2 separate regions of the Homo sapiens genome follow, and region 2 is linked to region 1. Evidence: chromatin contacts called from ENCODE Hi-C or POLR2A ChIA-PET data. All regions are on one chromosome and are shown on one strand. The core of a region is the stretch at or near the end of the contact, and the rest is flanking DNA. Distances in the headings are between cores, read along the strand shown. Region 1 holds the start of VDR (vitamin D receptor). Region 2 holds the start of RPAP3-DT (RPAP3 divergent transcript).

What was found. Hi-C counts contacts between places; a loop is a spot of excess contacts on that map. ChIA-PET counts read pairs that join two places held with the same protein, here RNA polymerase II (POLR2A). Pooled maps may share reads with other maps.
Region 2: a loop to region 1 is called in a map of CD8-positive, alpha-beta T cell, with 15 times the contacts of the local background. The contact joins the promoter of RPAP3-DT here to the promoter of VDR in region 1. A Hi-C loop is called at or near these places in 6 of 168 maps with a recorded cell type or tissue (B cell, CD8-positive, alpha-beta T cell, ascending aorta and 2 more) and 17 of 50 pooled maps. POLR2A ChIA-PET finds 5 or more read pairs at or near these places in 3 of 52 experiments (CD4-positive, alpha-beta T cell, Caco-2 and activated CD4-positive, alpha-beta T cell).

The regions. Positions count from the first base shown.
Region 1 is chr12:47,902,754-47,909,168 of GRCh38, reverse strand. It overlaps VDR (vitamin D receptor), which reads left to right and starts at 4,175. Exons shown (of 10, transcript NM_000376.3): 1 at 4,175-4,214. RefSeq lists a silencer at 4,053-4,182 and an enhancer at 5,566-5,765.
Region 2 is chr12:47,701,535-47,708,313 of GRCh38, reverse strand. RPAP3-DT (RPAP3 divergent transcript) reads right to left here and starts at 2,226. Exons shown (of 4, transcript NR_183480.1): 1 at 2,151-2,226. RPAP3 (RNA polymerase II associated protein 3) reads left to right here and starts at 2,284. Exons shown (of 17, transcript NM_024604.3): 1 at 2,284-2,362; 2 at 5,468-5,626; 3 at 6,710-6,779. The coding sequence starts at 5,474. RefSeq lists enhancers at 1,973-2,122, 2,054-2,348, 2,069-2,568, 2,569-3,070 and silencers at 2,263-2,342, 2,413-2,702, 2,733-2,822.

The DNA of each region.
Region 1 (6,415 bases), core at 2,926-5,425:
AACTCCTGGCCTCAAAGTAATCCTTCCACCTCAACTTCCTAAAGTACTGGGATTACAGGCCTGAGCCACTGTGTAGGGTAGGATTTTTAATACTGTATTTTGGGTCACAACCCATTAATGGGCTGTGAAATAAATTTGGTGGATCCCAAAAGGAAAGGAAGGAAGGAAAGAAGGAAGGAAAAGAAAGGAAAGGAAGGAAGGAAGGAAGGGAAAAGCAAGGAAAGAAAGAAAGGAAGGAAGGCAGGAAGGAAGGAAGAAAGAAAGAGAGAAAGGAAGAAAAAGGAATGAAAGAGGGAAGGAGGGAGGGAGGAAGGAAGGAAAAGAGGATAGAGAAAATAATAGAAAACATTGTAGAACATCTTTTGTATCAGGAACTTATATATATTCCTGAGTAAACTAGGTCACAGTAAAAACTTATTTCTTATTATGGGTTGCAGTTAAAATTTTGAAAAATACTGTCCTGGGAAGACCCCTTGGTTTGCTTTCATTGCTACAGCTTCTTACATTTATTCATTCTATTTTTACCATCTGGAACATAAATAAGGAGAGTCATCCCTGATCCTTTTTGTCTTAACTTGGGTTAGGAAATATAAATGAATTAATCTTTCTGAACTTAACGTGTGTTTTTTAAAAAATCTCTAAAACAAGGGAACAAACTGAAAAGATGGCCTGGTCCCTTCTGTCTTTCTAACTCCACGCTCATGTCTCTCAGAATGTTCTCTGGGTGTTTACTGAAGAGAGGCTTCTCTTCAGTCCTACCGTGCTCATAACCATAAAATATTTAAGGGGGGAAAATGGCCCTAAAAAAGGGAAAAACAAACAGTCAGATGGGAGTGTTCCAGAGAGAGCTCAAAGGGCACATTTTTACCTGCAGAGCAGCCTTTAGACAGCTCAAAAAACCTCTGTCCATGGGGACAGGGTCTCTGGGAGACTCACAGGGACAAAGTGACCCACTCTAGCTCTGACACCACAGCAAGAAGTGCAGAGAGCATCAGCCAGCCTCGAGGACAGTGGCCAGGCTGCAGAAAAAGGAAGCCCAGAGATGAGGACAGGCTGCAGTCCTGTGGCCTGACTGTAGCCACAACTGCCCAGGCCATCCCCAGGTGCCTGGAGCCTGGCAGAGAGGTCAAGAGACCAGGCCCTGCCTTTCTTTGGACTCTGTGGAATGAAATGCACAGGAATGAAATGAATGAAACGAAATCCTCAGCCTAGTACCTCTGGAATCTTTCCATCAAAGTCAGATGCACCGGGAAGGGCTCTTTTGTTTCTATATAGATTTTTGAGTCTATAGCACTATAGCAGAGTATCTAGCACACCACCAGACTTGGCTAATATTAACCAAGCAAGTGCTTACGAGATATTCCCTGATGTAATTTGGCAGAGATGAGTACTGACAAAAAACAATCTGTACATCCCAATAAAGACCACTACCCATCCCAGGGATAAGTGAGAATATGAGAAATGTTAACTTCAGGGAAAAGAAAAATTAATGTCTTCTGCAGAGGTTCTGGTACCTGGTTTATGGAGAAGTCAAGATAGGGGAATTTAAAACTATTAACTCTGTAGTGCAGGAATGGTGCTTGTCATCGAGGCATCAAGAGAACACGGTGTGGGACAGCAACCTCCCTTTCCAGTTGTGTACCTGGCTAGGGAGAAGTAGGGTCCAGAGACAATTAGGGATTACAACAGAACACAGGAGAAGTGAATCTCATATGATGTTGCTTTTCTACTTTCACAAAATAACCTTCCTTCTAAGAATAAAACAGGCAAAAAAAAATCTATCTTTGTTCAATGTAAATACAAGATGGTTCATTAGCAGGTGCCAAACCATGCAATATAGAAAATGCATGCGCTACAAAGACCAGAGAATTGACAGTTCCTTTCCTGGAGATGTTGGAAAAGCCTGATGGAATAGGCAGGACCTGAAAGAGGAGAGGGTCTGGAGAGGTGGATGAGAGAGAACAGTTCAGGTATTGGGGGAATATGGGAAGAACATGGTTACAGACAAGGTGACGGGGCTGATGACGGCATGTGCTGGGGACCGTGATGACATCTATAATCTTGCCCATCTGCCAAACGCAGAACCTCTGAGTTCTTCAACTCTGTGAAAAGTGCATGCATGGAAATTTTTTTTTTGTTTTTTAGAGGCAGCATGAAACAGTGGGATGTGCAGAGAGAAGATCTGGGTCCAGTAGCTCTGACACTCCTCAGCTGTAGAAACCTTGACAACTCTGCACATCAGTTGTACAATGGAACGGTATTTTTTACTCTTCATGTCTGAAAAGGCTATGATAAAGATCAAGTAAGATATTCCAAAGAATTTTTAAATTATAAAGCAGTTTACACATGTGAATTACAAGTACCTCTCCTCCAACAAAGGCTGTGAAAAAAGACTAACTCTCAGTTACTACGGAATACTTAGTACGCATCTTCCACCATCTTTTGATAAGGTTTATTTGCAAGATGTCAGGCCAGTCAAGCACCACAAAAGTGACTTCTGAGTGTTCAACCTCTTTCAGAGGCTCATGGGACTTGCAGAGAATGTCCCAAGGTATTGGTGGTTGGAAATTTCCTCTTATGCTTTTCTTCCCACAAGAATCACCGCTAGCTTTCCCACGATGCTTTGGGCAAGGGGATCCTTCCTATTACTTTCATTACAGGTAGAGAATCCATCCATCAGACTGGCAGGACCTCTAAAGGGGCACTTCATCTGTTTCTCAGAATAAATGGTCCATTCCCAAGTTCAATCAAACGCTATGCCTCTCTTCTGTCTTTTGTTTAAGTCTTCCCAGAAAGTTGCCATGATACCTCCATAATGAACTGTTGCAGTGCTTAACAAACTTCACTGTTGGAAGGTTCTTCCTTCTATTTAATCTCAGTCTATTTCTTTTAACCCTATTATTGAGTTGTGAGGGGCTGGTTATGATGTAGTCCAGCATAGCTGTCTCAGAAATGGTTCAGAGACCATTGCACCAGCAGATTTGCTGGGCTCTAGCACTAGTCCTTCATTGATTAGCTGAGTCATGTTGGGCATATCACTTAAACTTTCTATGCCTCAATTTCCCACCCTTTCACCTTGTCCCTCTGAGCCATGGTTTCCTCCTCTGTAAGAGGCGAATAGCAATATCTTCCCTGGCTAAAGGAGGTCATCGACTGCTGGATGATTTTGTGAGCATTTCTATTCCAGAAGATTATGTTGTAATTACTATTTATTTATACATTCTCCCACTGCACAGTGAGTTCTAAGAAGAGGGAACCCCATCTTTTTCACCTGTCCTCTAGCAGATAGAGCGGTGCCTATCACACAGTCAAGGGAAGCAGAGAATAACTTTAAGCCAAAATTTCCTGTGGTGAGTTTTCCGCAGCCATCCACAATTCCAGGTCTCAGGAGGTAGTCTTTATCTTTTCCCCTCACGCCGATGCCACGGGGCGGGGGGGGAAGGCGGAACTCGGGACCAGGGACCAGGGAAGCTGAGACTCAGCTCCCTTGGGTGAGATTCGCGACAGGCCGGGAACGTGGTCAGCCGCGGTCGCTGCCAAGGTGATATCGGGTGGGAGCAATGACGCAACTCCGGTTTCCACTTCGGCCCCCCGGGATATTTTACCCTAATCTGTGGGATCAGGCTGAGCTTCCTGGCGTTCTGCAGCAGTAACAGGTTGGCGAGCGGAGCCCGGGATTTCCCATTCGTGCGGAGCTAGCCGCCGGTGCCAGTCGGCAGGCGCCCCCCAGCGTCCCGCGGACGACGAAGTCCTGGCCTGGTCAGCCCAGGTGGGGGTGACGCACCTGGCTCAGGCGTCCGCAGCAGGCTGGGTAGAACCACGGCAGGAAGGGTGGGGGGCTGCATCCCCGATTAACACAGGCTGAAGCGGGTATCCGCACCTATAATCATCGACAACTCTGTCCCACAGAGGGCAGAAGCGTGCCTTGCCCTATGGACGACGGTCGATGAAAATTTCACGAGTTAGAGTATCTAAGGCTACAGCGTGGCCTATAGGGTGGTTGATTCCAAGTCAAGATGGTTGCAGCGCCAACGGAGCTCCTGGCAAGAGAGGACTGGACCTGTGGGCGGGGCGGAGGGGCGGGGCGGGGCCGGGGCGGGGCCTGACCGAGAGGCGGGGCCAGGTGCTGGGCTGTCTCTGCTTGTCAAAAGGCGGCAGCGGAGCCGTGTGCGCCGGGAGCGCGGAACAGCTTGTCCACCCGCCGGCCGGACCAGGTGCGAACCCGGGAGCAGCGGGAAAGGGGGTCTCAGGATAGGGACTCGGGGTCGGGGCGTCTGGGATACCGGGGCCTGAGCGCCCGGCTGCGAGCATTAGAGTCTAAGTCTCAGCGGTAAACTTGGCTACTGAGGTCCGGGCTGTCGTGCCATGAGGCTGGGACACTAAGGGGCACTGAGGTTTGAGAAAGCTGAAGTTCGTGCCAGGCTGGCGAGGGGAGCAGCGACATCCTCGGCGCTTAGGAGAAATGCTCCGCTAACACAGTGCTTAGCACTTGGGCAACAAGAAGTATTTGTTTCCTTCTTCTGTCGGGGCGCCTTGGCATGGAGTGGAGGAATAAGAAAAGGAGCGATTGGCTGTCGATGGTGCTCAGAACTGCTGGAGTGGAGGGTGTGTAACCTTATTTATTGTCTTACAGGGCCCAGGTATGGTCACCTGTGATGGTGGAGTTGGGTCTTTTAAGTAATTTTTTTTTTTTTTTTTTTTTTTTTACTTTTCTTTGAACTACCAATGAGTTTAGACCTAATTGGCCCTATTTTTTTTCAGGACAGCCTGTCAATAGATGTTCAGAGGAACTCAGGGGCAAGCATTTAAATGAGGAAGGGGCTCAAGGAGTAGTTTCTGTTTGAAAAGTGAGGTGCCCTGGATCTGTGGGTGGTGGTGAGGAAGATTCAGAAGTATCTAGGAGGGAACAGCCTGTGGTCTCCAGGGCCAGTGTACAACTGCCCCTCCTTCTCTTCACCCAGGGACCAGAGTCTGAGACCTAGCCTGGGCTGGGGGAGCCTTAGGTCTCCAAGCCCAGACCCTTCTCACAGTTCCTCCTCCTTCTCCTCCTCCTCCTCCTCCTCCTCTTGTTCCTCCTCCTCCTCTATGCGTGCGGTGAGTGAGTCAGCCTCCTGTCTGGGCTCAGTTGCAGCCAAAGGGGCCAGAGCCCAGGCAAGCAGTTGGGCAGGCATTTTCTGAGCATTGCAGAAGCTCTCCTGGGCAGAGTTCAGCTCTGCTCCAGCTCCCTGCTGGAAGGTGGTCTTCCTCATGGGCAGGGGCTCAGATACCCAACACAGCAGTGCTTATGGAATGGCTATGAGATGATTCTAGCAGGAGGTGACCGTGAAGGGATAGTGGCTTTATGATAAATCTACATCTCATCTTTCTCCTGGGATAAGGAGGTGCATCCCAGCACTGCAGGCTTTTCCAGCCCTTCCTTCCATTTCTGCCTAGTGGTCTCATTAGCAGCCCATCTCTGCTAGTGAAGGGGGTGAGCAAAAGAAATTAGGAAAGTCTGGGGCCAGAGAAGTCATGGTGTTGGCAAAGAAGGCTTTAACTCAGGCTAGGGAGTGAGGGTGATTTGCTGAGGTAGAAATGGGTTATCTGAACATTGGAGCCTCAATTCTATGGACTAAGAGTGTTGTGTGTTGAGAGACCTGCCGTCCCTTCCCTGTCCAAGTGCTGGAGGGAACTGTGAGTCTTTCTGAAACAGTCTCAGGGCTGGCATGCAGCCAGACCAGAAGGTAGTAAGACTGCACATTTCTCCCTGGCTTTTGTTTTGGGTGCTAGAGATCGTTGAACAGAAGTAGCCCTCCCTGCAGAGTCCGTGGCCCCCACTCAGCAGCCTCTCTGGACCTATTTGAGAAGAGTCCTGGGAGGCCAATCCAGCTGTGGGGCTGACTCAAACTGCAAAAAGCTGGGGAATTCACAGTCTATGCTCTGGCTGGGTCCCATGGCTTTGGGTTTGGCTGGTCTTGATCAGCTGTGACTTGGACCCTTACCAAGCTAAAGGAGGGACTAGAAAATGGGGTAAGAAAGGAGGGGAAAAAATGAGAGTTAGAAAGCCTTCCCAACCCTTTACTCCTCTTCGGCAGAGGCCATCAGACTTTGTTTGTATAAACATTATGGAAGGTCGGGTGCTGTTTGGGGTGCCCTGATAGTTTGTGTTTATGGTTTCTCAGTATTCTTCCCCTATTTGACCTCAAAACTGATCTCTTTTGTAACTAAGCCCCAGAGGAAGCTCCGAGAGGACCTCCTGAACCCCTACACTCTACCCCCAGAACAGATAGCAGGTGTCCAAAGCCCAGGCTGTGAATGGAGAAAGGCCTGGGACCGAGTGGGCTACATCAGGTGGCTACTACATCAGGTGGTTATCTAAGACACGAAAGGGAGTTCCCATTGTTTCATTCCTTACCCCACATCCTAAGGAGGCACC
Region 2 (6,779 bases), core at 977-3,476, 200 kb after region 1:
TTAATGGGCAGGGGGTACCGTTATTCCCACTCTTGCCCTTTTCTGCCGACTGGATTTCAGACAAGATCGTGGGAGCTTGAGCAGCCAGCTTGAACCATGAATGAAAGCCATATGCTGAAGATCACAGAGCAGCCAGGAAGGAGCCTGGGTCTCACACCGAAACTGTCACACTAATCCTGGATTGCTTATATTCAGTTTTACATGAAAGAAAAATAATCTTTCATGTTTAAGCCACTCTTATTTTGGGCTTTCTGTCACATGCAACCAAACTTAACATAGTATCTCCATAACAGGAAGTCCCAAGGTTCATTTTCTTCCTAAAGTTACTTAGCTAATACTTCCTTTCTTAAGATTTACATTAACTGTCAGACTCTTTAACTATTTGAAAGAGCCCAATAATTGTTTTGGATATTAAAATTAATAGCATTTACAATCATTAATTGCAGCATTTTATTGTTGCAATAATAAACACTCCTGTTTATTTCCACTGACCATTACAACTGCAACACATAAAACACATAAAGAGGTTTGTCTCTTTGAAAATAACTCTTCAGGTATTAATGATAAGTTCAATTGAGATGACTGGAGTAAATGAATAAAAGAGACTTAAAAGAAAGGCATTATTTACACATTTTGTTGAAATCCATTTAAAGATAACTGCCAATAGAAGTGGGGAGGTCTGCAAGGAATCTAGGAAAGAACTTAAGGTGGCCTAGGTCTGAGCTCACAGGAGAGAAGGCTGCCATTGCAGGCACAGGTTTTGTGGGACAGCAGGAGCCTCAGAATTAGGTGATGATGACCATCAAAACCATTTGATTAACTTTTCTCACTTTGACTCTATATTCACTAAGCTACTTCTGATTATTGTATGGTTTGAGAGAGAAAAAGAGAGAGAAAAGCAGGGTCACCTAAGGGTCTATGAGGTTTTACTAGAGCAGCCAGCTAGCCCCCTTATCTCTCTTCTCAATCAACTCTGTCAGAATTAATAAAACAAATGTGGTTGCTTTTGTTAAAAACACCAGTAAATCAATATTTGCTTTTAAATACTTAATAAAAAAATTATTAAAAGTCAGTTCTCTATCTCCCTAATACAACCAAAGAATCATTTCATTAGTAAATATTTTGACGTACACTTAATGATTTGACTACTATGATTTTAAAATATAAAGATACCAATAATTAAGCAATGGGAAGGATGTGCTAATGATATGACCTTGTAAGACAGCACTCCAGCCTAGTTCTTCATTGATCAGCGCCTGGGTTAGTGGCTTCCAGCTTCAAATGCACAGCCGTATCCTATGCTTTAAAAAATTCTGATTGGCTTCACTCAAGACTAGTTACATCAGAATCTCTGGGATAGGACACAGAAATCAGTATACACACACACACACACACACACACACACACACACACACACACAGACACAAACACACACACACACACACGTGTATATGTATATACTCCCTAAGTGATTCCAAAGCTCAGTCAAGACTGAGAACCACCGATCTGGATTTTGAGGATATTTGAGGTTACAGTCCTGTTTTAAATGGAAAGTTTCATTTGTTTGTGTTTGCTTCTGTGGACTTCTGCAATTATTTTTGTTTTGCTTTCGTTTAAGAGTTGTCATTGCAACGAAGACTCCCTCACACGGGAAGCAGAAGCAAAAAGTGTTAAAAGTTTCGTTCTTTTTTCTCTGTAAGCCAGAGCATATCTAAAGACAGATTGTAACACTGGCACATGTCAAAGAAAGACTCAGAGATAGATTCACTTAGAAAAGGGGTTTACTTGCAAAAGATGCGAGGAGTTAGACGGAAGGACTAGTTTGCCAACCAGTACTTAAAGGGAAAAAAAAATCCCCTAAAATTACCAGGATTACCGGTTGACAGTAGTCTGTTCATGGTGGAAAAACAGTAACTTTCTCACATGGTTATTATACTCACAAAGGTCAGACAAATTAATGTCACAAAGGTCAGAGATTAGCAAGGTAAATATTAGGGATTAAACTGTTTAAGGGAGTCCAGGGAAATATTCAAGGTTTTATTGTTTTGGAGATCAGAAAATCAGGATGATCCTGCAGTTTTTGGGTTATCTCCTTTTAAGCTTAGTCATATTGGAAGCAGGCAGAAGGCTCAGATATTGCTTTTACATACCCTCAAGCCACCAAGCTGGTTCCATCCTGAGAAGGAAGTCACGAAGCTGACTTCTGCGCGCGCTCAAGCCCAGGCTAAAGGGGGCGGGGCGAGGCCGCGGGGGCTTGTGGGGAAGCGCAGGAGGCGGGGCTTTGCGTGAGTCACTGCCGGGCTCGGCGTGAGTCGCTGCGGGGCTGACGGGGTGGCAGTGCGGCGGGTTACGGCCTGGTCAGGTGAGCGGGCGTTGCGGTTCTCGCTGCCCGGAGCAGCGTAGGAGATCCTTGGGGTGGCCGGTGGGAGGAGGGGTAGCGGTTATGGGTACCGGTGAGGCGGGGCGGGCCGGGGCTGGCGGTGGAGGCGCGCGTTGAGGCGGCGCGTCGGTGTCCAGGGCAGCGGCGTCTCGGGTCGCGCGTTCCCGGAGGGGCTCGCCCCCGCAACCCGGGCCTGCGCGCTCTGCTTTGCAGGCGGACCCTCCACCCTGCTGCGATTTTGCAGTGCTCGGGAAGGCAGAGCCGCCCTCCCGCAAAGACCGAGGTGGGGCCCGCCCCCTTGCGGCGTGGGTGTGCGGTGTTCGCCGGGACAGCGGGTGTGAAAGTGATACCCCCAGCGCTGGAAGTTTTTGATTGCTGGCTCGCACCCCCGCCCCATCGCAGGGTCCCTGGGAGAGTTTTTGGGCCTGCTCGAGCAGCAGCGGTGATGGGTGAAATGGAAAAGCATCTAACCCCCGTCAGCATCTCACTGACTTGTTGCGCTTTTATTCATTTATTTGAGTTCCCAACAAAGCGTTGTACTAGTTTTGTTTTTGAATGAGTTGTGCATATATGGTCAAACATGGACACTGCCTGAAAGAAGCTTAAACCTAATTTAGTTGTTGAGGCTACGAGTCAGAAGACCTATCTGCATCTGCAACTGTCCCTTCTTAGTGAGGTATTTTTCACTGTCCTAAACAAATGTTTTTCTAATTCCGTCTCTCTCCCTCCCACCTTACTTCTCTTCCCTCCGCCTAAAGCTTTGACTCTTCTCCTACCTTTTTGGAGATTTTGCCCCATCACTCATCCTTTTTCCTGTATCTTTTACTTTGTTGCTTTTTCCCCAGACTATGCTCAAGAACAAGTCTTATATTATCAAAGGCAAATGTACTGTAATCTCCATATAATCTCATTTACGTAACTCATTTCATTCCCCCCCCTCCTTTTTTTTTGGTCCCAGGCTGGAGTGTAGTGGGCCCGTCACCGCCCACTGTGGCCTCGATCTCCCGATCCTCCCACCTCAGCCTCCTGAGTAGCTGGAACTATAGGCACCCTCCACCACGCCTGGCTAATTTTTGTGTTTTTAGTAGAGATGGGGATCTCGAAGTGTTGCCCAGGCTGATCTAGGAACTCCTGAGCCCAAGCTATTCCCCCTGCCCCCCAACCTCTGCCTCCCAAAGTGCCGGGATTACAGGCATGAGCCACCTGCGGTTGGCCTTCCACCCTTTAAAAAAAATCTTATTGAAACTCTAAATAGAGGTCAGGCGCGGTGGCTCATGCCTATAATCCCAGCACTTTGGGAGGCCGAGGTGGGCGGATCACTTGAGGTCAGGAGTTCGAGACCAGCCTGGCCAACGTGGTGAAACCCCGTCTCTACTAAAAAAAAAAAAAATACAAAAATTAGCCGGGCGTGGTGGCCTGCACCTGTAATCCCAGCTGCTCGGGAGGCTGAGGCAGGAGAATCACTTGAACCTAGGAGGTGGAGGTTGCAGTGAGCTGAGTTTGCGCCACTGCACTCCAGCCTGGGCGACAGAGCAAGACTCTGTCTCAAGAAAAAAAACAAAAACTCTGAATAGTCTTTTTATGACTAAATATAATGCACTTTCTTTCCCTCTGTGGCATTTGGCACTGCTAACCTCTCACTTTCTTCAACTCATTTTTTGTCATCTGTAACAGTACACTCTAGGTTTTTCTCCCAACTGTCTAGGTGCTACTGCCTACTTTTTTCTTCCTTGGCATCTCTTTCTCCGTTTAGTGTTCTCCAGGTTCACCCCATTCCCCAGTTGTCACAATGGTTAAACATGGCCACATCCTTGATTCTAGCTTCTACCTTTCTGCTAGTGACACCGGAATTTATCTCTATTCCTACATAGCTACCTATGGGGTATCTCTTCGCCCCATTAGCACTCAAATTCAGCATATCCCAAACAAATAATCTGACTTTCCGTTTGCCCTCCAACTTTGATGCCTCTTTTCCTTTTAACATTGTATTTCTTGACTCAAAATGGCATCAGTAATCTTACCGGGGTCCCAAGCCAGAAATCTAGGCCACTGTTTGAGTCTTTCTCTGTTCTCCAACACCTCAGTCTAGTCAGTCATCAAGTTCTTTTTATTTTACTACCTTGATATTTTCACATAACTTTCAGAATATAGGTTAGACCTCATGGCCTGCCATTTCAAGTCTGTCCCATGTCCACCTCTTTAATTTTCTTTTCCTTCATTCTCCCTCATAATTCCTCACTCTGCCTGCCCACTCCTCCCTGTTAGTCACTTGGCGGGCCCCTTTGAAATCCAGCTAAAGTTCCAACACCTCTGGGGACTCCTTCCGTGACACCACCACCCTACTATCTGATCCATGCCTATTTTTTGCAGTCAGTTCCATAGCATCTGTATGTACCTCTGACGCAGGGTTCTCAACCAGGGGTTATTTTACCTCTCAGGGAACATTTGGCAGTGTCTGGGATTCTTCGTTGTCACAATCCATGAGAGGAAGGGATAATCCTGGCACCTAGTTGGTAGAGGACAGAAATGTTGCCAACCCTCCTACAATGCACAGGACAGCACTCTTAAAATAAATTTTTTGGCCCAAAATGTCAGTAGTCCCAAGGTTGAGAAACCCTGCTTAACATATTTTGTTACTAGTGCTTTATATATTTTTTTCTTCTCCACTGCACAAGGGACCTTGTCTTGTTTTTGCATCCCTAAATCTTGATTCAGGGCCTTTCACATAGTAGAAGTTAAATGTTGGAAGAAAAAGAAATAAAGGAGGTAATCGCTCAACTCCAGAGATGAGCAGCCTGTCTGCTACCACAGGCTACCTGATAATTTCAGTGATTTTTCTCCCCATTACCTTTCTTTAATGTTGCCTTTCAAGGATGCTTCAACTTGTCTATTTTTCATTTGTTTATTCAGCAACTGATTTATTTTTAAAATATTATATTGATTTTTCTTTATTCAGCATCAGTTGGCTGTCTTCTGTCCATGTATCTTGGCCACTTATGAAGTGGTAAAAGATAATTAGCTAGCTTTCAGAAAAATAAACCAAATAGGCCTATTCTTATCAGAGGTTGGTTGTTCAAAACTCTGCAGACCATAATGACTTCAGCAAATAAAGCAATCGAATTACAACTACAAGTGAAACAAAATGCAGAAGAATTACAAGACTTTATGCGGGATTTAGAAAACTGGGAAAAAGACATTAAACAAAAGGATATGGAACTAAGAAGACAGAATGGTGTTCCTGAAGAGGTAAATTAAGAATTCGTAATTAAGATCCACCAAAACTAATTTTATAAAAATAAAGCATAACTTTTAAAAATGTTTTGTGAAAATACTGAAATTGAAGTGACTTGCTTCACTGTCAATTTTCTTTTCTTTTTTTTTGTGATGGAGTCTTGCTCTGTCACCAGGCTGGAGTGCAGTGGCGCGATCTCGGCTCACTGCAACCTCCGCCTCCTGGGTTCAAGCAGTTCTCCTGCCTTAGCCTCCTGAGTAACTGGGACTACAGGCGTGCACCACCACGCCCAGCTACTTTTTGTATTTTTTTTTTTTTAGTAGAGACGGGGTCTCATCATGTTGGCCAGGATGGTCTTGATCTGTTGACCTCAAGTGATCCACCCACCTCGGCCTCCCGAAGTGCTGGGATTACAGGCATGAGCCACCGTGCCCGGCCCACTGTCAGTGTTTTTAGAAATTCTGCTTTTCAAAAAGTCTTTGTAATAATTAAATATATTACCATATTTTAAGGCTTAGTGAGTAGTTACTGAAGGGATGATCATGTGATAATACTTAGAGGTAAATAAATGACTAGCATCATAAAATATGTAGAGGTGTGTGTGTATAAAAATAATATGTGTAGTTATATACTAATGATATATTAACATACCATATTGGCATAAAAATGCAGATAGTACCTAGGTTCAACCAAAAGTTTTTCTTAAGACTGCATTTAAATATGGCTGGGTTTTTCATACTGTACATAATATGGAGGCAGTTCAGTTTGTCTTTGCACTACTGCTGGTTCATCGTACTAAGGCTGAAGATAGGTCGTTTTTGAAGTTTGAATTTAGGATTGCAAATTAAAGGTATAATTAGAATTTCTAGGTAATACTTTTTTCTTGTGATTGAACAATGTTCAACACTCATCAAAGTATGAATTAAACTTTTAAAGTATAATTGTTATAAGTGAAGGTGGTAAATTGGTCTTTTTAAACACTTTAAAATTAAAAAATTCTTAGAAGAAAATATAGTGAGAATTTTAAACATAGCTAGTTATACAAAGAGTAACAGAGCATAATACTCACAACTTTGTGTTTTTTTTTCCCTCCTTAGAATTTACCTCCTATTCGAAATGGGAATTTTAGGAAAAAGAAGAAAGGCAAAGCTAAAGAGTCTTCCAAAA